Linked DNA regions of Homo sapiens: region 2 is linked to region 1. Evidence: chromatin loops called from intact Hi-C (ENCODE). Cell type or tissue: PC-9. All regions are shown on one strand. Links, peaks and the distances in the headings refer to the core of each region. The heading gives the core; the rest is flanking DNA.

Region 1 (14,100 bases), core at 1,398-9,397:
CCCATCCCCAGGAAAGAACTATTAGAGAAGTAAAGCATTGGTTCTCAAAATGTGGTGCCTGCAGCAGCCTCACCTGGGAACTTGTTAGAAATGCTAATGATCAGGAATCTAGTATCAGAATTTTGGAGGTGGAGCCCAGTGATATGCATTTTAACAAGTCCTCCAGAAAATTCTCATGCCTATTCAAATTTGAGAACCTTGAAAATATGGGCGATCTTCCCTTCCAGTCGAATCGTCCATTCATTCAACAAACGTAGAGGAGAGTGCATCAGCTGCTGGGAATGCAGCCAGGTTCAAGTCACAGTCTTTACCTACTCAGAACTTAAACTCCAGTGGAAAGATCAGAGCACAAGGATTCATATGTCCCTGGCAGTAATCCTTTGTGACCCACAAAAATGGCAATTTCACATGGCTTGCCCTAAACAAAGCACAAGGTTTCCAGGTGCACCACGGAAGTCTCCCAGAGAATGTGCTCACATGTCCTGAGATTGAAGAATGACTCAGGAAAGGCTCAATGAACAACTGAGGGAGGGAAATCCAGAAGAGGAAACCACACATGCAAACACTAGGATGTGTGGGAACCAGAGCCCAGGCTTCCACAGGCTCTGTAAATCCAGGCTGACCTTACCCTGGCTTCTGCCTTTGCCATGACTACTTCATAGTCACCTTAGTCTCATCTAGGGGAAGTTGCATCTAGACACCAAGATAGTGAAGCCCCCAAGCAGGTTCTGCCATAGTTATGATGTATCCTCTTAGTCCATGAGCACTGAGCTGACCTCTCCATCAGGCAGGTGGGCACAGTGCGTAGGGGCTCCCTTTCAGGGGCGCATGAAAATGTTCTCATTTCCTTAAAATCCAAAGGAAAGACAAATGAACTGATGAAGTTGAATAAAATGTTTTAATTTTATTTTTCAGAAAAAAAATGAAATGTTTAAGGCCCCCCAAAATCCATTAAATTATTTTCATATGCTTTTATGGAGGAAGGCGCCCATGAAGACAAATGCACCTCAAACTTACGGAAGTCATGATGTGGCTGTGAACAAGAAAGCTTCTGAACAGTTTGGGTGAGAGGCCAGGGTCCCTTGGGTCAGCTTCTGGGACTTCATGAATACTCAGCACAAAGGGTGGGGGGCCCCAAGAGATCCCTTCGTCCCAAGGCTTCCAAGGGTCTCCACCAACTAGATGTTCCAGCCCAATCTCTCCCATGCTCCCATGGGTCTCCTGGATACTTCTTTCCCACTGGAAATGGAGGAGGCAGCCATCAAAGAAGAAAGGTAGAGACAGGAGCAGAAAGAAGGGGTTCTGAAACCCTGAGGGTGGGGGGTTTCTGAGAAAGAGTCAGTCACCAGCAGCTTGAGAAGTGGGAAGGGAGCCTTGAAAAGTCCCCTAAACCTGAACAGAGTCCAAGCTCTGCCTCATGGGCACTGTGTCACCTGAGCAAGGTACTCCACTGCCCCAAAGCTCAGTCTTCTGTAAAATGCTGTGACTTCTCTGTTATCACCAAACACTTCTCATTAGGTATTAAATAAACTTCACCCAACTATTTATTGTGAGAATTCCGTGAGATATCACTAGTGCACATAGCTCAGGTCAAGTGCATAGTAGGTACACAGAAAGTAGGTACACAGAAAGAGTTCATTTCCTCTTCCATTGTCAATCTATATCAAGAGAATGTCACTTGGTTGCCTTCACCTTTTTATTTCAGAGGTATAGGAAGGCCCCTGAGCCTAAAGATTATCTTACTTTTTACTAAGCAGCACTTTGCCTGATATCAGCTATGTTTCTCCACTTATCATGATTAATATGGAATAGGCTCTCAGTAAAGACTGTCTCCCTTCTCCCTGCCACCACTGCAAGGTAGCAAAGTAAGGTGACCTCAAGCTATCCTTCAAGCTGACAAAAATTTCTGCCTCCAGTTTTATGAGGCCTCTGGAACAAATGGTTTTTGGCCTGTGAGCTCTGTGATTCAGGAACTTCATGTAGTTTCATAACTTGACATTGCAAATCAGACCATATCTCTGTCCCCCTCACCCCTGCCCAAGTTTTAAACTCACCAAACTTCTCATTCGCCCTAAAAAAGAATTTGAAATGTTGCCAGTCTAGGACACTCAACTGTCTTTCCTCGTCATCCCCCATCCCTACTGCTTGCTCCCACCACTGTAGCCACATCAGCCACTGATTGTTCAAGCTTGTCTTGGGCTTTTGCATGCCTGCATGGAATGCTCTTTTCCCTACTGTCCTCTGCCTCCCTGATTCAAGCCACTTGAGTCTTTTCTCAACTGTTGTTTCCTTAAACAGATCTTCTCTGACCTTCTCCCACCCATCCCCTCAACACACAAGGGTCATTCTCTATATCCTCACCACCATCACCTCCCATTTCACATACATGATGAAATAAGGGTATACTTGATGATGTGATTGCAAATCAAATCAGAGTATCCTAAATATGAGAGCGCAGCGACTTCTCTGTGCATCATTCACCAGTACTTAATATGCATCATAAATAGAGATCGCTCTCTTTTAATAGCAGGTCAGCTGAGTTCTTCCTGCAAATTCTTCGGTCCTTTTCATAAAGTTCCAGGTGGAAGAATTCCTTCAGGTATCAGGATATAGGCCTATACATACCACAAGGATATACTGGGTGCTGTTCTTTTTCTCATTTTCACTTCATACACTTTCCCTGGTCAATTTGAGCATCTCTAGCCTTGAGAAGAGATGGGACTGAGAAAACAAAAACCAGGCGATGTGTAACTTTTTTTATTTCCAAAATAGTTTCTTGAGATTCAAAAAGGAAGGTGTTAGGGCAGAAAAGTGCAGAGTTTAAGCTATAGCCATAAAAAACTGGAAAGAGCATGGGAGGAAAGACAAGCTCATTCCTGTGTCACCTGGCCTGACAGGGGAACAACTAGACCAGAGGTATGACGTTACAGGAGATGGGAATTGGGTGAGGAGCACTGGAATGAAGAGGGCCAAAGCTGGCTTAAATAGGGAGAGTGGGGAAGCCATAGGAATCTGCTGGTCAGTGCCTGGAAGGCTTCCAACCATATAAATGCAGGTTATAGTCTACCCCATATAAATGAGCACTCCAAGTCAACTGGGTAAAGAAGCCAGCTTAGCTATATATATCTATATATCACCTGCGACTTGCTCATAGATCATACAGAAGAAAGTCATCTGCTGTGACTTGAGATTTATCTAAGCCCCATCAAACTCTTCTTGTAGCATACCCCCATTTTCTCAGTGACCTGAGACACTTATAAACCTCACAGAAACCAAGGGTAGGATGGGAGAGAAAGCCCCCGAAATGGGCCCTAATAAAGGCTGGGCAATGGGGAAATACACTCTTGTTAAAACGTAGAAAATGTTCAAGTCACCCTATCTATTATAGTCAAGATTTTGGTATCCAGAGTGAGCAATACCAAATCTGCAGTCCTCCTGGTTACATCTTGACACCACTGAGTCACACACTGCACATGCCCAAGATGCATGCATGGGTCTACTATGGACATGCAACGTGAAGGCCAGTTGGCCTGGGCTGGTAAAGGAAGCTTGGTCTTCTCAGCCTCTCTGAAATCTCCGCCTTTTACAACTATCCAGTTAACCAAGTATTTTTGGATGCCTACTGGGTGCCCAGTTGCTGAGGATACAGAGATAAGCAAACTACAGCCCCTGTCCTCAAGGGTGGAGAAGCTATAGGCAACTTCACAGAGCTCACAGTCCTCCACAAATAGCCATGTTTTGAGAGCCAACTCCAGGTCGGGCTCCATGCTAAGTGCCTGACATGGGACATATCACTTAATCCTTAAAATATTCCAGTGAGAAACTGAGCCTCAGAGTGTGTCAGTAATTTGCTCAAGGTCACGCAGCTGGAGTGATGATAAGCTTATGGAGAAGTGGTTCGACCTCTTCTTGCCAGAGGAGATATAAAGAATTAAAAAGTCATTTTCTCCTTTTCTGAACCAATAGCCAAGGAAAACATTTAATATAACTTCTGTTTTTGTTTGATTGATTTGGTTTGGTGCTTTTCTTTCTTTTCTTGTCTTTGTTTCTTTTTCTTTCTCTCAGGAGAGGGGAGGTGGCTCTCACCTGTAAGGTGAAGTGTGGTGAGGTGCAGTGTCTCACCTGTAATCCCAGGACTTTGGGAGGCTGAGGTGGGAGGACCACTGGAGGCCAGGAGTTTGAGACAAGCCTGGGCAACAGAGTGAGACCCCATCTCTTAAAAAAAAATAAATTAGCCAGGCGTGGTGGCACGTGCCTATAGTCCCAGCTACCCAGGAGGCTGAGGTGAGCGGATCGCTTGAGCCCAGGAGGTTGAGGCTGCAGTGAACCAAGAATGCACCACTGCATTCCAGCGTGGGCAACAGAGCAAGACCCTGTCCTCAAATAAAAAATAAATAATACATAATTTAAAAAAAGAAAGACAGAGGAGAGGTGACTCAAACTGAGATGTTATGTGTTTTCCTTGAGATTGGGGAAGAAACCGTGGTTTAAAAGTCTCTGATAGTGGAGACCTACGGCACCAGATAGTGGATAATGAAGCTTGGGCCTAGGGATAACACAAGGTCACAAGCTGTGGGAGCCTCTTCCCAGACCCCCTGGCCCAGGGTTGGGATAGAGGAAGATGAGGAGCCCCTTCAAAATGGTACTTTGCAGGCAATGAGCAATTATTTCTTCATAGTGGACCCAAGGCCAGGAAGGTGCCTTTAGATCTTGCTGAATTACCTAATTCCCAGGGCTTCCTTATGCCCCCAAAAAAGAAAGAAAGAACCCCTCACTGCCCCCCCTGCCCCATCAAAAAAGACATAACTAAGAATGGGTTGCCTGCCAGCCCTGGCAGGTGGAGAACGAAGCCAGATTTATTTGCTTTAGAAAAATAAAGAAAACGTGACGCTGCTCACACCCAAGTGTCTCAGAGCAAATCCGCACAGGTTCCAGCTGGTGCTGGGAATTTCATGCACCCAACCTCCCTCAAAAGAACACAGGGCTTCGTGGGCCTCTGCCCCATTAAAGAACGACTCTTTCCCCACTAAAACCATCACTTCTGGCTCGGCATTGATGAAGGCACAACGCAGCTGGCGAAAGTACAATAATTAACTCGAGCGCTCCTGAAAGACGATCACAATAATTTATATTTCTCCACCGCCCTCCATCCCCCTACGAGCTTTCCAGATTTTATGGCCATGACTCACCTCCGCTACCGCTGTGGGGCAGCTCCAAGGGAGCGGGCTCACTCACACCACACCGCAGTTTAGGCAGAATATTAAAAAAAAAAAAAAAAAAAACCAGCTAATTACAAGTGAAATGCTCCCTGTCACAAGCAGGCCAGCTGACTTCATGCCTGGGCGGCAGAACGCAGAACTGCGATAAAACTCCCAAGTTGGTCCTTATATTTTTTAAAAGTCAGATTGCTCAGCCATGATCTCACAGCCCTGCACCCCAGCCAGTGGCCCTGAGCCAGTCTTTGAAATATGACCTCAGACAAGGCTGGTGACGGAGTGGCCCTTTCTGGCAGGGTTCATCTTAAGTCAGTTTTCCTATAAGGCCTCGTCCTTCTTGGGCTGCCTGAGAAGGCCCGTGTGCCCCCTCCATACTCCCCAGCACCAAATACTTGCTTGACCCAATGGCGAGGCCACCTACAGTCTGATGGCAGTGCCACACTTTCTCCCGGCAATCCACCCTTCTCTCTACTCCTGCACATTTCTGTCTGTACTAGACACTTGGCTCTTATCCACACTCACTCCTGTAGTGTGATTCAACTCCATTCAATCAGCAAATGTCTACTTGCAGGCATGATAGCATCGTGGCTGAGAACACAGCATTTGAATTAAGAAATAATATGGCTTTGTATTCCACATCTCTCCATTACTAGCTGCATGAACGTGGGCAAGTAATTTAATCTGAGCCTCATTTTCTCATTTGTAAAGAGAAGGAAAATGACATGTACCCCACGTGGCTCTTGATGTAGGAATCAATGCATGACACAATGGTGAAGGCCACAAATTGTAGATTACACCCTACCAGCAACAATGACGGTCTTCTGGGTGGAGTGGACATTCATGCAGGAATCCTTTACATTTCAAAGCAGTGCTCTGGTTCAGTGATCCAGATGACTAATGTTTTCTGATGCTTCCAGGCTTTAGGGTCCTGAAATTCCTTTGGAAGACATTCTGGGGACTCTTTCGTATCTGTACATGACCAAAATGTTCCATGAAGATAATGTAAGAAAGAAGAGAGAGTCCTAGCATCAGCTCATACTCTCAAATTATATCATTTTCCTTTGGGAGTTAATAGAGAGGGCACTGCAATCCAGCTTCCCAGATTCTCCCAGTTCAGCCTTACTTGATGTATAAGAACTCAGGAGTCTGCCTGGTATGGAAGACTGACCAAGCACTAGATTTGCAGCCAGGAACTCTGGATTTAAGTCCCAGCTCTGCCACTTTCTAACTGTGCGATCTTCAGGAAGTCATTCACCCTCTGTGAGTCCCATTTTCTTTCTCTGTATACAAAGTCTCTCATCCATGCTCACTGTGAGGATCATATATAAAAATGGGAGAAAGAGCACGTTATGTAATACTAAGTAGGAGAAACAAACTGTCTGGTAGCACGTACTCCCCTGCAAAGAAATCACCACCTGCCTCAGTATCTCTATTTAAATCAACAATTGCTGTGCTAGGCATCGAACCAGAGGAACTAAAAGGAAGGATTTTAGCATTCTTCCCCAAGAATCTCTCAGACAGGATGAGAAATCTATCCCAGATGCCATCTGGGTTCCCCCAAGCCACTCTGCAAAAGAAATGGCATTGAACTCATCAGAAACTACACTCGTCACCTTTCATGGGAACCAAGGCATCTCCACAGTCCCTGCAGGCAGCTGACAGGTGGGCTCTTCATGTTTCTTTGGCCCACCCACTCCTAGGTCACCTGGGATGCCACCGACCCATGAGTCAATGTTTTCTCTGGTTCTACAGAAATTCTTCTTGCTTCAAGAATTTTATCTTTACTGAAGATTTGGAGAATCCCAGGAAGAAGGAACATTAAGCGGGACACATCATATTTTGCCATCTCCCTGGTTGCTCCTCCATCCCCTGCCACTCAAGTGCAACCACAGACACCCACTTGGGTTGTGTCAGGTGTCCTCATCTCAGCTCTACCGGACTCAGCATCTGCTGCTGGAGAGAACTCACATTCTCGACAAACATGGCTGACATTCTCATGTCAGGGTCTAAAAAAGTAAAGCTCCCTCAGTAATATCACAAAAAAAATCAAGAACTCCTAGAGTATCAATCTGAATGTAAGTATCATGCAAAAGGTGTAAGATCAGGGGTACAAATTGCAGAGGTGATATCGAGTTCCCAGCTGATTGTGGCATCAGGGACTACCTCTTAACTGGGTGTTGAAGAGCAGGGCAAATCCAGCATCCTCAACAGCAGGAACAGCATGAGCAAAAGCTCAGAGGCAGGGAGACACCAGATACGTTCAGGGAGCAGTGAGTGGACAAGCTGGCTGCTGCCTGGCAGATGGAAGCTACGAAGGTAGAGAGGGCCAGTAGCAGAGAGCTCAAAATGCCAGCAAAAGGGGTCCGCACTATTTTCTCCTAGAGTCCTTCTATTTTTCAGCTGGATCTCTGAGTATGCCAGATGGAGTGTGAAGAGGAGAAGCAGGAGTCAGAGATACCGATGAGGAAGTTACACCAACCACCCCAAAATGCAAAGTAAGGACCTAGAACTGGAAGCGGGGCAGGAGTAAAGGAAAGAAAATGATGGGAGTTGGAGAAAACAAAACACAGGACCTGGGAGACCTGGCTTCTGAGTAGAGGAATAGGATAAGAAAAAGGAAAAGCAAAGGCAAACCTGGGGTTTCAAGCCTAAGTAGGGAGAGAAATGCGGACATTGGGAAGGTATCAGTTTGAGGAGAGAAAAGATGAATCCTGATATGTGGCAGTAGGAAGGCTGGAGAGAACCTTTCTCCCACATCCTCTGCTGACTCCTAAAGGCCTATGCTCAGGACCTTGATCAAGACCAAAACCAGTGGCCAAGACTCCCTTGAAGCTGACCAGGTGGCCAGGGCCATGGGTCCAATGCGCCTTGTGGATCCCCTGAGGCTGATCCTGGCTTTCTCACTAATCAGTACTTAGTCCATCACCCTCTTGTCATAGAAGATGGATCATCCCATTCTGTCCTCCACAACCCTTTGGAGTGGGCATTCTCACCTTCCTTGCCTTTCCCGGAAGGGAGGTGAGACTATGAAAGTCGAGACTCAGCGTAGGTCACACACCAGCAAGCAGCAGCCAGCTCAAACGCAGGCCCTGGGAGACCGCATTCACACCACTGCACACAAAGCACACAATGGGTGAAGTCCAAGGGCAAAAGGAGTGAAACCTGAGGCTGGTCCAGAGTTGAAAATCCTGAGTGTAATTGCTGTCCAGAAATCATGAAGTTTGTGTTGATTTCTTATGATGCTTAGATAAGGCTCTGGACCAGGCTCCTTGGAAGAAGCAAAGAAGTATTAGTGGAGATCTCTGCCCACGAAGCACTTGCAACTTCACAGGGCAGATGAGACTCACAGAAACAAACACTAGCATGATAAGTACATGATTCTCTTGTTTTATTTTCTTCATATCACCTATCACTAGCCTAATGTGCCCAATTTAGCTGTTTGTATGTTTATTGTGTCTTTCCCCATTGGGAACAAATGGCAGCTATTTGCTAATAAATCCCCAATGTCCGGAAAAGTACCCAACCCCTAAAAATCATGCATACCCAAATCCTTGTCTCAGGCTCTGCATCCAGGCAACCAGATCTAAACCAGACTCCAATGCCAAGTCAGCCAAGGGATCTGCCCCATCAATGTCCAGACCTCAATCTCAGGTCGTGCCAATTCAGGGTGAGAAAAAAAGTCCCACGTGCTGAGAGAAGCAGGAGAGACCAGTGGGCATTTAGGAAATATTTGTTGAATGAATGACAAGGAGTTGGGTCAGGCAGGAAAGTGGAAGAGAAGCTGATAGAAGCAAAAGACAACTGTGGGCTAAGACTTCCCAGAGAGGAGGGGTAGGAAGAATTTGATAGCCAAGAAGTGAGAGGTAGAGTAAAGGTGGCCTCTGGGAGGAGAGCACCACTTCACTTCTCCTTTTCTCTATCCATTCCCTACCAAGACTGCACTCAATCCCTTCTCATCCACCCTATTCCACCCACAAAGGGGAGAAACGCTTATGATAGATGAGATGGAGCATTCACTGGGCATGTCTAAAAGGCCAGGAATAAATAATGCATGTCTCTTCAACTCTCTTGCTTCCATAGTTGCTGGGGCCTAAAGACATGCTCTCCTGCATCTCTGGGCTATTGGTTTTCTTATGAACCTGGAGCCCAGCTCCATCAGAGAAGGTCATCTTTCTTTCTGTTTGACACTCTCCATCCCATTTTGATATACTTTTTTTCTTGAGCCTGCCAAGAGGCACAAGCCTGTGACTCTCTCCACCAGAGGAGCTCCAGCAAATCTGGATCAAGTAGTATAGAACAGCACTGTGGCAAGCGTCTGCTGCTGTAGTCTCTCCTGCTTCTCTCAGTGCATGGGATCTTTCCTCACCCTGCAGTGGCAAGACCTGAGACTGAGGTCTGGACATTGATGGGCAGATCCCTTGGCTGACTTGGCATTGGAGTCCGGTTTAGATCTGGTTCCCTGAATGCAGAGCCTGAGACAAGGATGTGGGTATGCATGATTTATTGTGGAAGTGAGGAAAGCAGGACAGGAAAGGGAGGAACTAGGCCAAAATGTGGTCCCAGCTGGGATCCAGCTTAAGCCTTATCCCACAGGGAGCTCCGGGGCATGGCTTGTATGGTCTGGTTTGCATGGCTTATATGACATGGCAAAGTTGGTCTGACTTTGAAACAAGGGGTGTCCTCTCATATCTCCTATTGGTTAGTCATTGGATGCAGGCTGCAGGGGACAGTTGTGAGGGGCATGTATGTTTCCAGTGAAGTGTCTCCTATTGCTGAAGAAGTCCTGTGGGTGAAATCTCTAGAGAAGGCAGGAGCTGTGAGTTTTTAGTAGGCCCCACTCAGAGCAGCAGGAGTGTGGGGGCACCGGCCCAGTAACAGGGTCTGGGTGGGGATGTCACCAGCATCCTCCCCAGACTCCTTCAGGGCCACTTAGCTTAAGAAAAGGAAATCTCCGTGAGATAGAGCCTGGATGTGCTGTAGTTTGCAGGACGGTTTGGAGTTAGGTCTCAGCTAATAATTCAAGGTTGCTTTGTCTTGTTTTGTTCCATAGACATTTATGTCCATAGAGACCTCTCCTGGATGCACTCAAATACACGTGGACCCTTGAACTGACGCGCTTAGTCTCATCCCCACCTTTGGCATCATTAGAAGCACCTCCTTTTGACATCACTTCTCTGAGAGATAATCCTGAAGAAGATAAAAGGACAAATATGTTCTCTACTGTTTATGAAATCCATTTTCATAAGACTGGAGTAGAAGTTGAATGGACTAGACAGGTTTTTCTCTGGGAGCCTTTTCCAGAATAGATCCTAAGCATAGGCGCATGTGGAGACCTCAATTACAATGAAAGAAAAGATGTACCAAATATTTTCCTTTGGGGAGGTTGATTTTTAAGTGAAAACTCCTTAACCTTTCAGCTAAACTCCATAAATTGATTGCAAATGCCCCATTCAAAAAAACACAAAAACCTATGGAGGGAACTGGCACATATTTCTATCCCCAGTATGCCGTTTCAGCCACCCTGTCAGGTCATGTTGGTCCAAATAAGGAGGAAAAAAAATGCAGCATCTTTGAAAAGAAAGCTGAGAAGGCGAAGGTGGCCTGGGAAAAAAAGGCTGAGGTAGAGGAAGGAAATGGGGGATAATTACAAATGACAGGAGTTTCCAAAGAAAGAGATTAAGATAGCAGAATTCTGTACAGGAGTGGGTGGGACACAGGGGCAAGGGAGAGGTGGGGAAGCCGAGGTGGCATGTGGGGAGTAGGAAGCGGGTACCTGGAGAAGGGAAGGGGTCCTGACCTGGAGGGAGGGAAGTCTGATAAAGATTATGCTGCCACTCCAGGGGTTCAAACGTAAATTGCAGGTTGGTGTAGAGAGCAAATGAGGCCACGTGGTGGCTCATGCCTGTAATCCCGGCATTTTGGGAGGCCGAGGTGTGCAGATCACTTGAGGTCAGGAGTTCGAGACCAACCTGGGCAATACGGTGAAACTCCATCTCTACTAAAAATACAAAAATTAGCCAGGCATGGTGGTGGGCACCCATAATCCCAGCTACTTGGGAGGCTGAGGCATGAGAATTGCTTGAACCCGGGAGGTGGAGGTTGTGGTGAGCCAAGATCATGCTACTGCACTCCAGCCTGGGTGACAGAGTGAGACCCTGTCTCAAAAAAAAAAAAAAAAAAAGAGCAAGTAAGGGAAAAGGGCATCTCAGAGGCTCTGATTTTTGTGTAATGCCTGGTGGTGAGAGAGATGCCTGGAAATATGGTGGCCAGATGCACGGGAGATGGGGACATTCCCACAGGGAGACGGGGAGCTGAAGACAGCTTCAGTCGCTGCGCTCTTCCCTGACCCCTAATCTGTGAGTCAGATTTCTAGCTCAGGCAGAGACGGGTTGATCCCTCTCCCATGGAGTGGGTTGTCTAAGTGCTCCCCTGGCCACCTGTGTTTAGGCCAGTGGCCATCTGGGAAGCATTCAGAGCCTTGAGGCCACTGAGAAATCTAGAATGCAAATCAGAGACCAAGCAAAGGGGATGGTTGTGGACAAGCAGCCCCCTGGCTCTTGCCCCCAGCAAGCCCTGACGCTGGGCTCCTGGGAGAGCAAGACTAGCTCCAAGGTCCACCTGCTGGAGCACTGCTTGGCCTGGCCCAGCCGGGCAGGGCAGAACATTCTAGGGAAAAATCCTCAGGGTCAGCCTCTGAACTGAGGGAAAGATGGGCCGGCTGCCAAACCTAGCAATCCTGCACACAGATTTCCCCCATGCGGCCAGACTTCTAGACACATTATCCTCTAGTTCACCTCATTCATTTATTCATTTATTCATTTACTTCATTATTCATTCAACAAATAGAGCAGAGTCTGCTGCACAACTCAGGCTCTGGAGTCAGGCAAAGCTGTGTTTGCACTGTAGCTGTACCACTTCCTAGCTGTGTGTCCTTGGACAATTACGCAACCTCTGTGTCTCAGTTTTCTCACCTGTTGCAGAGACACAATCATAAAATTATCTCAATGTGTTGTTGTGAAGATTAAATGAGGTAGGGGATTCTGCTCAGAACCTGAGCAAGTAAATACTTTGTAAATGATCACTTTTGTTCTTATTATTGTCATTACTGTTATTATTAGTAATATTATCATTAATTTTCAAAAGTGTGAAGGTAGAGGATGCTTCTTCCCCACTCATGACGATTTCTTCTATGTGGGAGAGGTCCCACTTCACTCCTGGTTTCTCTCTGTCCCCTGACTTACTCCCCCCAGGGAAGAAGTGGTTTTCTTATTCTGATAAATCTGGAAGGAGAAACTGGGTATGTGCAGCCCAGCCGCGTCTTTTCTCTTTCCCTTGGGAGTGAGGCTGCTATCAAGGAGTACGTTCTGCTGCCCCTCCATACACGTCCCACAAAGGCCTGTCCAGAGCTGCTGTGATTGGGAGGTAATATTTTTAGGTTGGGTATTCGATATCAAGAAATCTACCAATGCACAGATATAAGCTCCATTTTCCAGCACCCACTTTATCAGTAACAAAACGGATGCTCCATTTCCGTCTCCATCTGCCAAGTCTTTTGTTTTACTTTACGAACAGTTCAGAATTCTAGTGAAAAAAAATAGGTGCTATTTATTGGGTACCCTCTCAAATCCCAACAATTGTAAATAATGACATGCATACAAACAGCAGAGATTTGACCACCTGGGTTCAATGAGACAGTTCAAAGGAAGAATTGAATTCAAATCCACAGATTTTTTTTTCTTCTCTTGAATCCCACCAGGATCCTCATAAACATTCCAAATGCTTGATGATCCTGTGATTTCTAACAGAAATTTATAGTTTCATTATGTAAAAGACAAAAAAAGGGCTCCTTGCCCACTTACTCTTCTTGACCTGTGCCCCTCCCTGGAGCCAAGGTTAGCAGTTTTCATGAGTACTGCTTACTTTTTGTTTAGGTCATCCTTTCCTATTGAATTCCAGATCCTTATCCAGGCCCTCATGCAGGAAAGGGCTTCTTTTATGTGGGTTTTTGTTTTTTTTAATGGGCTTCAAGGGCTGAGCTACCTTTGGTAAACTACGTCTTTGGCTCCCTGGTGATCACGAAAAGTTTCATTCGTGTAGGCTGACTCTTGTTTGGAAATGGTGATTGCATGAAGCAGAGAGATTCTGAGATTAGGGGGGCTAGAGCATTCCAGCTCAATAAATCAATCCCTTTTTAATTGTGTCCCTGTCAGCCAACATTCTTCCAGAGACAAGAGGGAAGGGAGCTTGTTAGCAGAGTGATTCCTCACTCCCCTTTGTATGCTGATCTCATTGTAAATTAGATGGAGCAGCAGCAAGGAGAGCTGTGTTGCACCTCCCAGGTCTGTCCCAGTCACAAGAAAGAAGCCACTGGATCGTCAATATGCTTGACACAAACTCGGAACTTTTGAGAAATTTCAACCTGAGTGTCCATCTTTGCATAGAAAACTAAGTTCTAACCCCATTTGGTGAAACTGACCGCCTCACCCTGCATATTTCTAATCGCTTTAAGTTAAAGATCATTAAATCATCGGTTACATTTTCCAAGTTTCCTCCAAAAGTTGTTAAACAATTCAGTTTCTATTAGGCGTCTAAACTTACCTTTCCTCATTGATGTTCATAGCTCTGTTGTTCTAGAAACGGGCTGGGCTGACAGTAGATTTACCCTCACAAGATGAATGAAATCCCATGTTATTCACAAAACCCAGACATCTGGGCAGTGTTTGTCTTTAAATGTGAATGATCTAGAACCTTCATCTGCTCCTCAAATTTTAACATATATGGAAATCCCTGGGAATCCTGTGACCACGTAGATTCTAATTCAAGATTTCTTAGTGAGGGGCCCAACAGTCCGCATTCCTCACAAGCCCTCAGGTGATGCCAGTGC
Region 2 (16,896 bases), core at 3,486-11,485, 110 kb after region 1:
TATTCATAATAATACCAACATGAATAATAATAGTGCAATATTTATTTCATGGTTAGTATGTGCTAATGTCTGAGGGCTTTCATTTGTTTTCTTTTTCACCCATGCAATATCACTGAGGCAAGTGGTATGATTCATTGCACTTTATAGATGAGGAAACTGAGGGTGAAAAAATAATGTAATTTGTCCAAGAGCATATGACTAACAGCTGGGACGAGAAGCCATTGTCTGTCTGAACGTATGCTCATCCCACAGTAATGCAAGTGGTTTTAAGCAAAGGAGTGATGCTGCTAGATTGATTTGCATTTTGAATATTGCATTGGGGCTGCCCATCCTCACCTTGCTAACTTCTCACTGACATACATTTCTGGGGGCTTCTTCCCTTGCATTTTTCAGCTGAAAACAAACAAACACAAAAAACTTGAATGCCCCTGACTCTGGCCATCTAAATCCCATTTCCGGCTGCTGAAGCCCCTCCAGCTGAGACCCCAACAACCATCCCTTTTGGTTCCCCCTCACCCCAACCAGGTTTCGTAAGCAAGTGCTCCTCCACGTCCCAGAAGAGCCTAGCTAGAGTCCCCACCCTTCCACTAACCAGCTGTCAGCCCCAACCCAGACAGATCTGACCCCTGGAATTTTTTTTTTTTTAGCACTGCCTGTCATGCGGCTTGTTCCTTGGCCTCTCCTACCCAAGGGCAAAGCAAAGGGGTTCCAGGGACCCCAAGTGAAGAAGACAGAACTCTGAAGGGATGGTCAGACAATACATCATGGACAGGGCTCTGATTGTCTGATGTCAGAAATTCTGCAGATGGAACTGCCTATGAGTACACTCTCAGGCTACAGTCAAAGCAGTTACTCCCAGGGCGGGCAGGCATAGGGAAGGAATGTGAGAGCTCTACAGAGGTAGATGGAAGCTGCTGTCCGTGTTCTATTTTTCATGCTGTGGTCTTATTTAAAATAAGTAAATTAGTACCTTAATAAAAAAAAATTAAAAGAGGCCTTGCCCATGGGCCAATAATGAAAGCATTTCATGGACCAAGTATTTGTATGAATCTAGTTTGCACTCCTAGGTCAGATATGCACATATCTCTACAAGGCAAAAATTACTACTTGATGAATGAGTCCCCACACGGAAAATGGCTCTTAAGTTATGACTGGAAGGGGACACAAGCAGGGGGGGATGGTTCCCTGCAGTGCTGATAGCATTCTTTTTCTACATCTGGGTGCTAGTTACTTGGATGTGCTCATTTTGTGAAAATTCAGGGAGGTATGATATGCTCTTTTTTCTTTATGCTTCAAAAAAGTAGCAAAGAACATTAAACATTTTTTAATTGCTCTACTTGATCTGGATCTGTATCTAAGAGCAGCAACCACTCCAGGACACAACTGGGAGGACCCCACAATACTGTCTTCCGGTGAATTCCTTCAAGGAATGGCTTATTAGCTTGTGCCATGCTGAGTCACACTGGAGCTAAAGAAAAAAAAAAAACAACAGTAAAACTGATCCTGGCTTTGGTTTAATGTGTGATATTTTGTTCATCATTGATCATTGATTGTCTACATTGACTGTGACTATTTTTTAAGGACGTTGTATTAAAATGTTATCTATCTTGATTACTAAGCTTTTTGGTACTCCCTTAAATTTTGCATCACTATTCCTGACCCTGCTTGTACCCCCCAACAGCTCATCGTTGAGCTTGACCATGAAAACCTCAAATTCCCTCTTCCCCACAGAAATGTCTGTACTACCACGAGCCCAAAAGATGACACTCCCAATGAGGCTCTTGAGCTCCTTAATGACAACAGTGGCCTTCCCAGTGACTTCAAGTTAATAAAGAGCATCCACATAATCTCATTTATCCTCAGTCAGCTTGTGGGAAGGCATGAGTAGTATCCCAATTTTCAGGTTAAAATATGAGGTTTTGTTTTGATAGTAAAGCGAGATTTCCAAGATGACTTTGAGCAGGGACAGTGTTTAATTAATCTCTCTATGACATACAGTGTTTAGCACAACTTCTTGCAGCTCAAGGATCAGCCTGTATATCTTCAAATCCTGGATCCACCATTTCCTGGCTTGCTGTGTGACCCTCAGCAAATTACTGAATTTCTTTCAGCCTCTGTTTTCTCTTCAGCAAAATGGAGATCAGAATAATTGATTTTTATTGAGGATTAAACAAGGTTATCCATGAAAAGCACTTAGCAGTGTGTTTGACACAGACCAGGTATTTAATAATATGAACTATGATTATTGCCCACAGGACAGGCTTGAAAATATTCATGGAAAGGAATCTGATGCCAGTTCAGGCTGTCAGGATCAACTTTTGCTATGAGGCACCTTTTAGCTGTCATCAAATCACCTGGGAAGAGAGCTTTCAAAGCAATCTATTAGCAGAAAAATTATCTGAACTCTAGAAATAGGTGAAGAAGATTACCGAGCATTCCTTCACTGTAGTGCTGAATTTGACTTTCTATTTCCTGGGCTATTTTACAACTCTGTAGAGGCAGAGGCTGGCTCATGGAATTTTGTCTAGTCCAGATGCAAATAATTTCAGTCTAGGGGAGAAGATATCCCATAGATTGCAATACATATTAAATTGCATATATATATACACACACATATATATACACACACACACGCCTGTGTGTGTGCGTGTGTGTGTGTGTGTGTGTGTATCTCAAGCATCTTACATGCTTTTTGGACAGGTTTTAACATATTACTCCTTCTCTAATAAATGAGTTGAATAAAAAATCTTTGACATGCATCCCTTTTGTTATTGCATGTCTTTTTTGGTTTTGTTTTTAGAGTCACATTTTTTTAACCTTTGGAAAATCATACTTTAACACCATGCACAGAGATAAGGCTTTCTCTGGGGGCCCAGAGGAGGCTTTTAGGGAAGCCACATGATTCCTTGCTGAACAAAAACATCCCAGCAATACCTTTCAGGTTGGATTGGCCACTGAGCAGCCCTGAACCTGGCCCCCACCCCCGCCGCAGACACAGAAGGGATTCCAGCTGTAGGACTTCACTCCCAAGTGAGGCCGGGGAGCACTGACAGCTTTCCTTCCCTGCCTCCAAATAAGGATCCAGGTCAGTGCAGAGGCTGGGCCGGCTCCCTGGGGTTTACCAATTATTTGGCAAAGTGCAGAGATAACATTCTGTGCAAATTTCCTCACATTGTTCTGCCTGGCTCTAGGTATTCCCAGATAGAATAATCTAGAGATAAGTGATGGGAAAAGAAGCTAGTACCTGGGCCTCTCCACAAACACGCCCAGTCATTCCCACCACTACGTCCTCCACTCAAGATGTCTGTGACCTCATCTCACCTTCTCATTCTGCTACTTTCTGGCAAAACCTTCAGAATCCCAGTGGAAATCCCCTCCTCCTGGAGTCAGAATAAAATTTTGGTGTGGCCCAGTGGAGCTTATGGTAATAGACACTGCCTTTGAGCATGACTTTCATGGTGTCTGGTGGTGCCCATCAAAGGAGGAGCCACATTCCAGTATCCTCTTCCCCTCAGCCCAGCCCTCAATTTGCTTCCAGGAGGGACCTTATTTCCTCCTCTTGCTTCCATCCTATTCCCAAGCCCCTTCCTGATTAAAAGAGAAAATGTCTGATAAAACCCATCTTAGCCTTAAACATCTCATTCATTCAAATGATATTTAGTGAACTCTTCATATTTGTTAGATTTTGTGGTGGGTGCTGGGGTGACAATAGACCCTGGTTGTTCTTGGCATTTACATTCTATAGATAAGGAGGAAGACAGTAAATCACTACATAAATGAGTAAACAGATTATGGTGGATGCTATAATCTAAATAATGGGGTGGTAGAATATCTCCCTTAGATACAGTTATTAGAAAAATGTTATCCAAGAAAGAGACATTTGAGCTGACATGTAGAAGATGAACAAGAGGCCAGATTTGTGAAAAGGTAGAGGGAAAGGAATCAGAAACAGAGAGACTAGCAACTGCAGTGGTCCTGGATGTGAAAGGTCTGGCATTTTTGAGAAATGCTTAAGGGTACCCAGCCCCCAAGATCCCCTCCAGTGATTCTCACCTCCTGCGATTCATGTCCTTAAGCACTCCCCTCCCCCTCTGGATAGAGCTGATTTATGTAACCAAGAAGACATTTCAAAAGTGAAGGAATGTGCCTTCCAAGCCCAGGTCATAAAAGACATTGCAAATTCAGTCTTGCTCTCTTGAATTACTCAATTTATGGGACATGAGCTGCCATGTTGTAAGGATACTCAAGCAACTCAGTGGAGCAATACACATGGCAAAGAACTGAGGCTTTCTGCCAACAGCCATGTGAATGAGACCATCCTGAAAACAGATCTTCCAGCCCCAGTCAAGCCTCCAGATTATTGCAGCCCATGCTGACCATAGCCTTATGAGATCCCTTGAGACAGAGCCACCCAGCTAATTTTTAATTCCTGATCTTTGACTGCAGCTTTATGAGATCCTCTGAGCAAAAATCACCCAGCTAACTTTTAATTCCTGACCCAAAGAAACTATGAGACATTAAATGCTTATTGCTCTTGTTTATGTTAGTCTGTGGTAATTTGTTATACAGTCATAGATAACAAATATAACCACTCAAATATGGTGAACCAGGCAGAGAGTGATAGAAGATGAAGCCAGAGAGGCTAGCAGTAGCCAGGTCACATGGCCAGTGGAGGCTGCAGTAGGAGCCTGGATTTTATTCCAGGTTAGATGGAAACTTATTGAAAAGTTTAAGCAGCAGAGTGGTGTGATCTCATTTACATTTTGTAAAGATCATAAGTATGGAGAATGAATTTTAGAGGGACAAGAGTAGAAACAAGGAGACCAACTGGGAAACTATTACGTTAGTCCAGGATGTCAAGAAAGGTGACTTGGACTAGGTAGGGAACAGCACAGAGGGAGGGAAGAGAATGGATTCAGCATATATTTTGAAGACAGTTATCATGACTTATAGATAGATTGGCTATGAGGGATGGTGGAAAGAAAGGAATCAAAATGATAGCTAGGTTTTTAGCTTAAGTAACAGAGTGCAAAATAGTGCCATTTACTGAAATGAAGAAGATTAGAAGGAGTGGATTTGGAGGTAAGAGAATCAAAAAGAAAGAGTACTTCATCTCCCACTTCCTATTACATTTGGAAGCCTTTGGTACAATATGGCCAAAATTATATGGATTATAATAATACAGATTATATTATTTGTATATATAATTATAGAAAATTATATATAATTTATACAATAATTAATTATATATTGGACATTAATTCATCTTAACCCAGTTTTATTTAGCAGTCCTCCTCAGCTACTAAAATCTTTGCATTTTGTAAGATCCATTTGCCTTTCACACACTGCAGCTAGGTGCAGCAGCTAAGAATCTCCTTGAGGTGGTTTTTTGTAACTGTCCACTTAACAGGTGTTAAATAGACAAGTCTGTGATGTACACGATACTGAGGGTGGCTTTCAAGTTGTGCAGTACATCTTGTCTTTATATTTATCTGTCTCCCACACAATGTTAGCTCTGGGGTTGGGACTGTGTCTGTTTCACACTTATATCCCCAAGATCCACCACATTGCCTAATATGTGGTAACCATGCAAAGAAAAAAGTGTGTTGAATTAATGAATGTCCATTGTATATAATCCTGCAAAGCAAAAAATAAAAATTAAAAAATTAAGAAAATCACGTCATTCTACTATACAGAGATAACCATTGCCAATGTTTTGATACAATTCCTTTAGTCTTTTTTCTGTTCATAAATATCTGTATCATCCATACGTACATTTGCACCCATATTTGTAACTTTTCCTCTACTTCTTTTGAAAGAAACAGCCAGCATTTACTGAAAGATCTGTGCTATGAAAGATCCATTGTAATAAGCCACACTTCTTGTTGGTTTAAGCTCCTGGGAACTTCTAGTCCAGAAATAGAATTGGAGTCATGGCTATCAAGGTACATCTGTCATGAGGCTCAGTATTTTGGAATTTATCCTGGCATTTTAAATATGAAGTGGGGAGAACAGTTGGTCCTAGCTCTGCCAGTAGGAGTGTGAAAGACCCTAGAGGAACCTGGCCCAGGAGGCTACCTTTACTGAGACTCTGACTACCAGTACAGTTCTCCACTTTATAAGAGCAATTCTTTCCTGAAAATCCCTCTTAATAGGGCAAATCATCCAAAGTTGAAAACAACACTGTATTATTTTCAGTGAGAAAATAATTTTGCACCTTAAGCATACAAATTTACCCCCATTCTACTAAAGAAAACCAAAATATTCAAGGACAAACAAGAAATAACCACCAAAACTCATTAAAAAGGACAAAACTACTTCAATTGTTAAGTTACATTAACCTAACAAAATATTGCCCCTTCATCAATTATTCCACGTAATACTGAGATTTACTCACTCTCAATCCATTACACAGAGCACAATGAAGACTCCGCTTTTGAATTTTAAAATGATGCTAAATTTTTTTTTTTTTTTTGAGACGGAGTCTCACTCTGTCGCCCAGGCTGGAGTGCCGTGGGGAGATCTCGGCTCACTGCAAGCTCCGTCTCCCGGGTTCACGCCATTCTCCTGTCTCAGCCTCCTGAGTAGCTGAGACTACAGGCGCCTGTCACCACGCCTGGCTAATTTTTGTATTTTTAATAGAGACGGGGTTTCACCGTGTTAGCCAGGATGGTCTCGATCTCCTGACCTCGTGATCCGCCCGCCTCGGCCTCCCAAAGTGCCGGGATTACAAGCGTGAGCCACCGTGCCCGGCCCCGATGCTAAATTTTTAAACAATATAATCTTTAGAACAAACAAGGAAAGAAGCCCAAACAAGGCAGTAGACACAAAAGAAATCAGTTAAAGCAAAGAATTATTTCACACTCCCTGAAGAGGTGGGTATCATTGGGAGCATACGATTGTTTTTTATAAACAAGCAAATCACTGGGATTCTCAAACACCTGTTAAGTGGCCAGTTACCAAAAACCACCTCAAGGAGACTCTTAGCTGCTGCACCTAGCTGCAGTGTGTGAAAGGCAAATGGATCTTACAAAATGCAAAGACTTTAGTAGCTGAAGGAGGACTGCTAAATAAAACTGGGTGGATAAGATGAATTAATGTCCTACATATAATTAATTATTGTATAAATTATATATAATTAATTTTGTATAATTATATTTAGAGCAATTATATTTAGAGCAATTCTTTCCTGATAACAGTTTTCCTGCAGGTGAAAGTACAGTGTCTCAAAAAAAGGTTGTCTTTTTTAAAGTCACACAAAATTGTCAAATGGGATAGCAGTGGCCTTGAGCAATTACAGTACCATATGATAAGTGCATTAATGAGGGGACAAAAGTTATCATTGTGAGCATATCTGAAGGTAGTCTTTAGGAGTAAGGGAAGGCTTCCCATAGGAAGTGACGTTTAAACCAAGCCTGAGAGGCAATAAGCACTTACTTTTGTAACTAAAATAAAACAAAGCATTTAAAATTAGTATTGGCAGTTATTAAACAATCAACTATTGAATACTGTAGGTAAATAAATAAACAAATGAATGTATATATGAAAAAATAAATATAAGATTTTTTTAAAAGCAGAAAGATCAAATGATTAGTCTGCTCTACCACCAATTTGAGGGAGAATCCCAAGTGGAAAAACAATCAGCCAACTCTCAGCCCTGAGCTCAAAGTGTGATCCACAGCCCAGAGCACCAGCATCACCTAGCGCTTGTTAGAAAAGCAGAATCTCAGACCCAGCCAAGACTCACCAAATCACAATCAGTATTTTAACACAGGTAATTTGTGTGCACATTGAAACTTGAGACGCGCTAGACCATGATTCACCATTTCAGCTGCACATTAGAATCACCTGGAAGTTTATGCAAACCTGATTGCCCAGTGCAGACTGGTGGTTAAAAGCACAGATCCTGTATCTAATTCCCAGGTTGCTTAGCTTATTAACTGTGGGATCTTTGGCCAAATCCATAAATTTTCGGTGCCTCAGTTTCTTCATCTTTGTGATAGACAGCTACTGACATGATTCCCAGAGGCTCCTGTCTCCTGGCATTCATACCCTTTTGTAATCTCCTCCACTTGTGTGTGGACTGGACCCAGTAAACTCCTTCTACTTAATAGAGTACAGCAAGAGCAACAGAGGGCTGCCTTCTCTGCTTTCAAGATAACATCTTGTTGCAGTGGTTTCCTGAGGGGAAGAACGCTGTGTCCTCACGTGGAAGAAGGGATGGAAGGGCAACAGAAGGCTCCCTTCAACCTCAAGCCATTTTATAAAGGTGCTAATCCCATTCATGACTTAATCACTTCCCAATGGCCACATCTCTTAATACTGTTGCATTGAGGATTCAGTTTCAACACAAATTTTGGGGGAGGCACTATCATTCAAACCATAGTATAACAGATGTCATTTCCAAGATTAAGTTATGAAAGACTGACTTAAATCTTGCCCACCATCTCTGTCTGACTCTTCTCACTTGCTCAATTGATGAGGCAAGCTGCCATGTTGTGAGCTGCCGTACGGAGATACTCAAGTGGCAAGGAGCTGAGATCCTGAGTCCAACAGCCACAAGGAACTGAATCCGACCATCGGTCAAACAACTTAGCTTGAAAGTGACCCCTCCCAGGCTAGCCCTGAGATGTATGTAGTCCTGCCTGACACCTTGATTACAGACTTAGGAAGGCTCTAACTCTAAGAACCAGCTAAGCCACATCTGGATGCTTGATCCACAATAATGGTAAGAACATAAATGTTTGTCATTTGAGGCCACTAAATTTTGGCTATGCAGTAATACATAACTAATACAATCTATAAAATGGTGATGATAGTAGCAGTCATTGCATATATTTAATACAAAATTAAATGATTCACATAAAATGCTTAGAACAGGGCCTGGCATGTAAGAATCATTATATACATTGTGCTATTAGCTATTTTACAAGGCATTAATGCCTTTGGTATCTGTATTAGTCCGTTTTCACACTGCTGATAAAGACATGCCTGAGACTGGGTAATTTGTAAAGAAAAAGAGTTTTAATGGACTCACAGTTCCACATGGCTGGGGAGGCCTCACAATCATGGTGGAAGATGAAAGGCATATCTCACATGCTGGCAGAGAAGAGAGAATGAGAATCAAGTGAAAGGGGTTTCTCCTCATAAAACCATCAGATCTCATGAGATTTATTCACTACCAAGAGAACAGTATGGGGGAAATCGCCCCCATGATTCAATTATCTCCCACCGAGTCCCTCCCACAACATGTGGGAATTATGGGAGCTACAATTCAAGATGAGATTCGGGTAGGGACGCAGCCAAACTGTATCAGTATCCGCCAAAGAATACAAACTATTTTGCTACCGCCAAAAGGCCCCAGCCTCCTCTGCCTGCTGAAAGCTTTCTTCTCTACCTTCCTTGTCAATTAATTGTCACTCCTAGTTGGCATCATTATGTCAACTCCTGGCTATTCCTCCTCATCCAGAAAAAAATTTTTTAAAAGCTGTTTCTAATTAGCTATAGACTGGGAAACTTGATAAACCAATATGTTATGATTGTGACTAAACTACAAGTAAGTAGGCTCTGATTTAGGGTCTGAGGAGTTCTCCTATGAGTACAATTAAGTATTTTTGTTTTAAAACAAGGGGTTTGTTCCATCAAAAAGGATGGCCCTGCTGCTTTCCATTTCTCAGCTATGTTCCAGTCAGTTGAGGTCACCAGATTTAGGAGGCATCTCTGAATGTCTACCATGAGATCAGCACATTCTACATCAACTGTAATTCATCACATCTCTGATTTTACTCATCCCTAAGTGCAATTCCCCTTGGCCCTATCCGGAGTTTGTTTGTATCAGCCAAAACATACACTTGTTTTTAATGCCTCCATATAATCAAGTTTAATTTCTTTCTTTTGTTATCAAGAGTTCACACTAAACAGGGATTAAAGGAGACTTCTCTGAGGAAGAGAAGATTAAATTAATTACCTAAAGGAGAAGTTGAATGTAAATGTGTGGAGGAGAAAAGAGGGGATTGGAAGATGGTTTAAGGCAGAAGGAACAACTTATGTGATTTCCCCAAGGTGGGAGGGAGCAAAAACAAAGTCAGTGTGGCTTGGCTGGACTCCCTGTGTGAGGGATAAGGTGCCCTGAATGGCGCAGGGGCCAAAGCGTGATGGTCTTACACATTGGTTAGGAGTTTAAGTTTCAATCTGAAGACACAGGCATGACACTAAAGGGTTTTAAGCAAGGGTTTGGCACACTACAGCCCTTTAGCCAAATCTGGTCCTTGGCCTATATTGGTAAACAAATTTATATTAGACTATAGCCACATCCACTCATTTACATATTATCTACAGTTCCTTTCATGCTACAAGGGCAGGGTTGAGTAGTTGTAACAGACACCACACAACCTGCAAAACCTGTAATATTTACTTTCTGACTCCTTATAGAAAAAGTTGTTTACTACCTCTGTTTTAGGCTCACGAGTTCCATGATCAGACCTGCCTTCTACATAGATTCTCGCTGCTGGTCAAGAATGTGCTGACACAGGGGCAGAGCTGCTGTTACTTTTTCCTTCCTTTACATACCAGCTGGAGCTGGAGCACCGTGAACTACCCTTGTGTAAGAGAGTGGGGAGACAGAGGTGAGGCCGGCGGTTTGGATCATCCACAGACAGGTAAATCAGATCCTACAGAGACTGGTTGCATTTTTAATAAACAAAGGGCATCTTGAAGAATAAGACAGATGATATACAGACACATTTTTTTTATTTTCATTGATGTATAAGAAAATATGGTGGCAGGTTAATACCAAAAAAAAAAAAAAAAAGACTAGCATGAGTTAGAAGTTTAAAAAATAAAAAACAAGCCATTCCTGCCAGCCTGCCATCTGTGTGTGGTGACTCTCTCCCCAGGATGAACCAGAGAATGGTGCAAATCTGAGATTGCTGTTCTCATGTGATCAATAGGAGGGAAGTCACAAAGATGTGAAAAGATAACACTGGTCCCCAGATGCACGGTTGCGTAGGTCCTTCCTGGGTTTACTTAGCAGCAATGTTTGCTTTAAAAAAAAAGTTATTATTCACCAAATTTGGTTGGGCCAGTGAGATAGAAAATGGGAAGCCAAGGGGAGTCATTTCTTCAGGACACTGGCAGAGGCCCAGAGTACAAAGTTGTCTACAAACTCTCAAATCAGTGTGAGACTTGAAAGAGAAGTACATGTTGCCAACGCGGGCTTGCCAGAGTAGAATTGAAACCATACCTCTACCTCATGCAGGCATCCTCCACTGGGAGGATGTTCTTATAAGTCCCGCCTTGGAGCCCATCTCATCTGCAACCCCCTCCCTGTTCCCCGTCTCTTTCACTCCCAAAACCAGAGGAACATAATAAAGACAGAAGGCATGCATCTCTCCAGAGCACCTCTGGGCTGAAAGAAGTGGAGAATCAAAAATCCACAAAGGATGAACATGAGCCCCCTGGTCCCTTGTGATCATGTTCCCAGGGACTTCGCCATTGTGGCCTATCTGACGCAGGCCCCACTGTGTGTTGCAAAGTCCATGGCTGCTGGGAGTAGACCCCACAGTGCCCATAGCAGCAGGAGACTCCAGATCTTGCTGTTTTTTGTTTTTCTTTTTTTCACCTGAGCTACTCCTCCCAGTATCTAGCCAAGGCATTCCAGGTTGATTTATGAAAATCTGACCTCAATCCAGAGAAACTCCCAAATGAGCCCAGTGGGAACACAACTAACTACAGCCTGGATTGCTGCACTTGCAATGAAAACCAAGGATGAATCACAGCCACAGAACTGGAGAAAAGAGTTTTTCGTTCTGGGACAGATTCCACTGTTTCCACCGGGAGGTCCTGAACTTGGTATTCAAGGACTCCCAGAATCTGACTCACTTCTCTCAACTTTCGCTTCCTACACAGACACTGTCAGATGGATTTTGTTCCCTGTTCACCCATGGGGTACCCCAGCCCCATCATTGCTCCAGCTAGAAGTCTTCACCCTCATCTGGCCCCTCCATATCCAGGAAAACACTTCAGTAAAAACCAGGAGGCACCTGTATACATGTAGAGAGGAAGGGTCCCTACACAAAGCTAGAACCAGTTTTCAACTGGTTCAGGCAACCAGGAATTTCATTTGGTTTTACAGTGAATTAGTTTTTGCCAAAGCATTTTTGCCCAATGTGTTATCTCAAAAGGAACATAGTGCTATGTCTTTTACTGAGTCCACAATATATACATTTATCTTCTCTCTGGTAATATCATTGTGCCACAACAGTACCAAAAGGAGGGCATTATTTCTAAAGTGTAGCTGTAAAGTCAAGATTCAGGACTATATTGCAGTTCACTCCAGGGTTGAAGGATAAATTGACTTCCTACATAAAAATTAAACTTTAGTTGTGAAGACACAGGTGATAAGCTACTTGGATTCTCTTCACCAAAAAGGAAAATAAGGCTGGGCATAGTGGCTCACACCTGCAATCCCAGCACTTTGGGAGACCGAGATTGGAGGATTGCTTGAGCTCAGGAGTTTGAGACTAGCCTGGGCAACAGGGCAAGATGCTGTGTCTACCAAGTTTAAAAATTAGCTGGGTATGGTGGCACACATCTGTAGCTCCAGCTCCCTGGGAGACTGAGGCAGGAGGGTCACTTGAGCCCAGGAGGTTGAGGCTGCAGTGAGCCATGTGCATGCAGCCACTGCACTGCAGCCTGGGTGTCAGAGTGACATGCTGTCTCAAAAAAAAAAAAAAGAAAAAAAAAGGAAAATGAAACTCCAGAAAATTTCTTTGCCAATTATATATGTTCTACTGAACTTTCTGCGAAGTTAACATTCTGCCTGGTGTTCTGGTTAAATTTTAATTGAAAAAAAACTAAAATAATTATATATTATTAGCCCTAGATTAGCAACATTAAAGGCCAATAATCAATAGTACTATAAGCAAGTACCTAGCGCTCTGGTGATCATTTGTAAGCACTGCTTTCTCCTTCCATCATGAAATGCACTCTTCTCTTGACTCCCACTTTCTGGAGTTCTTTCTACAATTCTGGGCTCTTTTCTCATTCCATTTTGTAGACTTGTCCACCATTATGCAACCATTAAATTATGCAGTTCTCCAGGTATCTGCTCTGGGCCTTCTATTCTTCTCCTCTACATTGTCTCTTGAGAAAATTGCGTGCATGCTCCAGGATTTGAGTGACATCTCTAAATTCATAGCACCTCCAGTAGATTGAGGAGTGGTCCCAAAAAGATGTGTCCAAATATGAACCATTGCCTGTTGATGTGACCTTATTTGGAAATAGGTTATTTGGAGATGAAATTAAGCTAAAGATCTCGAGATTAGATCCTCTTAGGTTTAGGATGGACCCTAAATCCAATAATGAGTGTTCCTGTAAGAGAAAGGAAAGGAGGAAATACTGACACACACAGAGCGGAAGGCCATGTGGAGATGAAGGCAGCAGACTGGAGTCAAGCAGCCCCAAGCCAAGGAATGCCAAGGGTTGCCAGGAGCCAACAGAAGCTAAGAGAGAGGTATGGCATGCATTCGCCCTTGCAACCTCCAGAGAGAACCAACTGCCAACACATTGATTTTGGACTGCTGGCCACCGGAACCGTGCAAGAATAAGTTTCTGTTGTTTTAAGCTGCCAAGTTTGTGGTAATTTGTCACAGCAGCCCTAAGAATCTAATACAGTACTCAAATGTGCATCTAAGTTCTGTGGCCTCTGAGTTCCAGACAAACATCTACAACTGCCAACGTTACATCTCAGAGGAATCTAAACTCATCGTGTCTCTGATTTAATCCAACATCTTGTCTGCCCAAGCCCATACCCCAACATGGCTTCATTCTGTCTCCCCAACTCAGTGGATGGTATCGCTATTCATCCAGTTCCATCAACGAGTTCTCTGGGTGTCACCCATGATGCTACCCTCTACTTTCTTCCCATAACCAGTCACCAAATCCAGGCAATTTTACCCCCTAAATGTCTCTTAAGTCTCTCCATTTATGTCTATTTTTACTGTCACACCTCAGTCCAGTGAGCATCAGCTCTTGCCTGGACTATTGCTGCAGCCTCCTAACCAGTCTGCCTACTTCAAATCTTGCCCTCTACAGTCAGTTCTCACCCCAGCAGCTAGAGTGATCTTATAAACATAAATCAAGTCACATCATAGTCCTTCGATGGCCTCACATAGCCCTAGGCCTGCAAGGCCCCCCATTGCCTGACCCCCCAACTACTTTTTGAGTCTTGGCTCACAAACTTTTTCCTCTAGCTCCCTGAGCTCCAGCCATTCTGGCTTTTTTTTCCTCCCCAGAAACCCTTGTAATATAGCAGGACCTCTGGTTTTAAATATCCTACAATTCAAATCCTGGCTTAGCCTCTTCTAGCTGTGTAACTTTGAGCAACTTACTTAATTTTTGTGTCTAGGTTAGGAGAAGCAAGCGGGGAAGCTAGGAAGTCCATTTCCCCATCTGGAAAATGGTAATAACAATAATTTTTACTTTACTGAATTGCTGTAAGTATTAAACGACCTGATTCACATCAGTCATTTAGCAAAGTATCCATTACATTCTTAAATATCAATGTTACCATCTTCTAACAACTTCACCGTCTCCCACTACAAGGAATTTCCTATACCTACCATATCTCCACATCCTCCACCTAATCCATTCCCCATTATCCTTCAAACGTTGTCTCCAATGCCTTCAGGGAATTATCCAACCATCAGCCTACCTTGGGGTCCTCTACAGAATTTCAGGGTCCCATGTAGCCTTTATTCCTAGCGTTTATCACAGCAAGACTTGAGTCTTACCATGCACAACTCTTACATTACCAAAACAATTGCTTATCCAACAATGGACACATTGAAACCCTGGAATTTCTTCTAATGGAATTTTTTTGACCATGTATTTTTTAATGGTATGATAAACACATTGAGAACAATTTTCAAGGTGAGTGATAATGGAGTGATTCGCTAGGCAGCCGATGGCTTGTTGAAGATGCTGTATCAGCTCACTCTCCACATTATAAACACTCAGCATGGGTCAAAATGGACAGATCAAAAATGACTCTGTCAGAAGTATTTCACTATGACAATCTTAACAACTACAGATTGCTTACAAATGAACAAGAGATGGTAGGGAGGTACTAGGTGAGAGATAACTTTGGAAATACATGGCAAATGCAAATAGATAATACGAATAGATTGTACCCAACACGTTTAAACATCTTCTCCTTCACGTTCCGTAGAATCTCACCTGAAGATTTTCCTCTGAACTCTGCTTTCACTTGGTTGTCCAGTGACCAGGAACCCTGATAATAAAATGGCAATAATGTTATGCTCTCCCTAACAGCAGTGATATAGTTTTTATTTCTGCATCCCTAACATAAAGTTTAGGGTCAGTCTCACAGGAACTTCTCAGAAAGTGCTAATTGATCAAATAAATGAATGTTTTTGGATACCAATTAACAACACAGTTGTTCCTCAGAGAGATCCCTCAAGAAGTATGGCCATTTGACAAGAGTTGTAACCTGAGGGCTTCAGCGAACATGTGATACTACAATTTCTATGCAGTGTGAACCAAAAAGTATTTGAGACAAATTTCAATCAATTTAGAAAATCTACTTTGCCAAGGTTAAGGATGAGTCCATGACATAGCCTCCAGAGGTCCTCAGAACATGTGCCCAAGGTGGCTGGGGCACAGCTTGCTTTCATACATTTTTAGGGAGACATAATACATCAGTCAATGCATGTAAGATTTACATCAGTATGATCTAGGACAACTCTAAAGGTGGGGGCTTCCAGGTCAGAGGTAGATTTAAATTTTTTCTGATTGGCAGTTGGTTGAAAGAGATAGGAATGTGTGGGTTATGATAAAGGGTTGTGGAGACCAAGGTTTTATCAAGCAGATAAAGCCTCCAGGTAGCAGGTTTCAGAGAGAATAGACTGTAAATGTTTCTTATCAAACTTAAGGTCTGTGTTGATGTTACTGCTGGAGGGGTATAATGAGGCATGTCCGACTCCTCTTCCATCATGGCCTGAACCAGATTTTCAGGTCAATGCTGGAATGCCCTTGGCCGGGAGGAGGGGTCCATTCAGATGGTTGGGGGGGGCCTTAGAATTTTATTTTTGGTTTACATGGTGTTTTGGGCTTCCCACAGCCAAGTTCCCTGGATTTTCCCCTTGGGAGCCTCCCCTCCTCTACTCTCATTCTTTTTTTTTTTTTTTTTTTTTATTATTATACTTTAAGTTTTAGGGTACATGTGCACATTGTGCAGGTTAGTTACATATGTATACATGTGCCATGCTGGTGCGCTGCACCCACTAACTCGTCATCTAGCATTAGGTATATCTTCCAATGCTATCCCTCCCCCCTCCCCCCACCCCACAACAGTCCCCAGAGTGTGATGTTCCTCTTCCTGTGTCCATGTGTTCTCATTGTTCAATTCCCACCTATGAGTGAGAATATGTGGTGTTTGGTTTTTTGTTCTTGTTTGTGCTTTGGGTGGAACACAGGGGTAGGTGTTCAACCATGAGCTATAATCCTGGACATGTGACCCAAACCTAGCCAATCAGAACATCACATCCTCCTAGACACAGCAATTGGTTCTGAGATGGACACGTAATCCAAGCCATGGCAATCAGTCCAATTGGAGCCAATCCTGAGTCTTTTGTTTGAACAACCGGAAAGAGTTGGTGAGAACCAGACTCTTTTCCACTGGTCTTGGGGAAGCAACCCTGCAAGCCAGGAATAACCTAAGGCCATCAGCAGAGGACGGCCATCAGCAAGGAAATCAACCCAAAGGAAGCAGAACACAGAGAAGGAGAAATATCAGGTCTTGAAGACATGTTTGGAGCCCCTGGATCTAGCTATACCTGAACTCACATTGCCCCTGGACTGTTGCCATGTGACCCA

Evidence for each region. A loop is a pair of places that touch in the nucleus more often than their neighbours do. Peaks named below come from ENCODE experiments on the same cell type or tissue, not always from the same donor. Only the 100,000 strongest peaks of a DNase experiment are listed, where the experiment ranks them.
Region 2: it touches region 1 in a loop (2.5-fold over the local background); 3 of 110 quality-filtered maps call a loop at or near these places.

The regions. Positions count from the first base shown.
Region 1 is chr12:105,553,678-105,567,777 of GRCh38, reverse strand. It overlaps LOC124903006 (a long non-coding RNA gene), which reads right to left and starts at 11,154. Exons shown (of 2, transcript XR_007063439.1): 1 at 6,019-11,154. RefSeq lists an enhancer at 5,300-6,079. In PC-9, for the core only: no CTCF peak of the experiment used is centred there; DNase peaks (open chromatin) are centred at 5,257 and 5,727; H3K4me3 peaks cover 1,332 bases; H3K27ac peaks cover 1,588 bases.
Region 2 is chr12:105,446,306-105,463,201 of GRCh38, reverse strand. No RefSeq gene overlaps it. Among named protein-coding and RNA genes, the nearest start is that of C12orf75, 120 kb to the right of the region's middle. In PC-9, for the core only: no CTCF peak of the experiment used is centred there; a DNase peak (open chromatin) is centred at 7,821.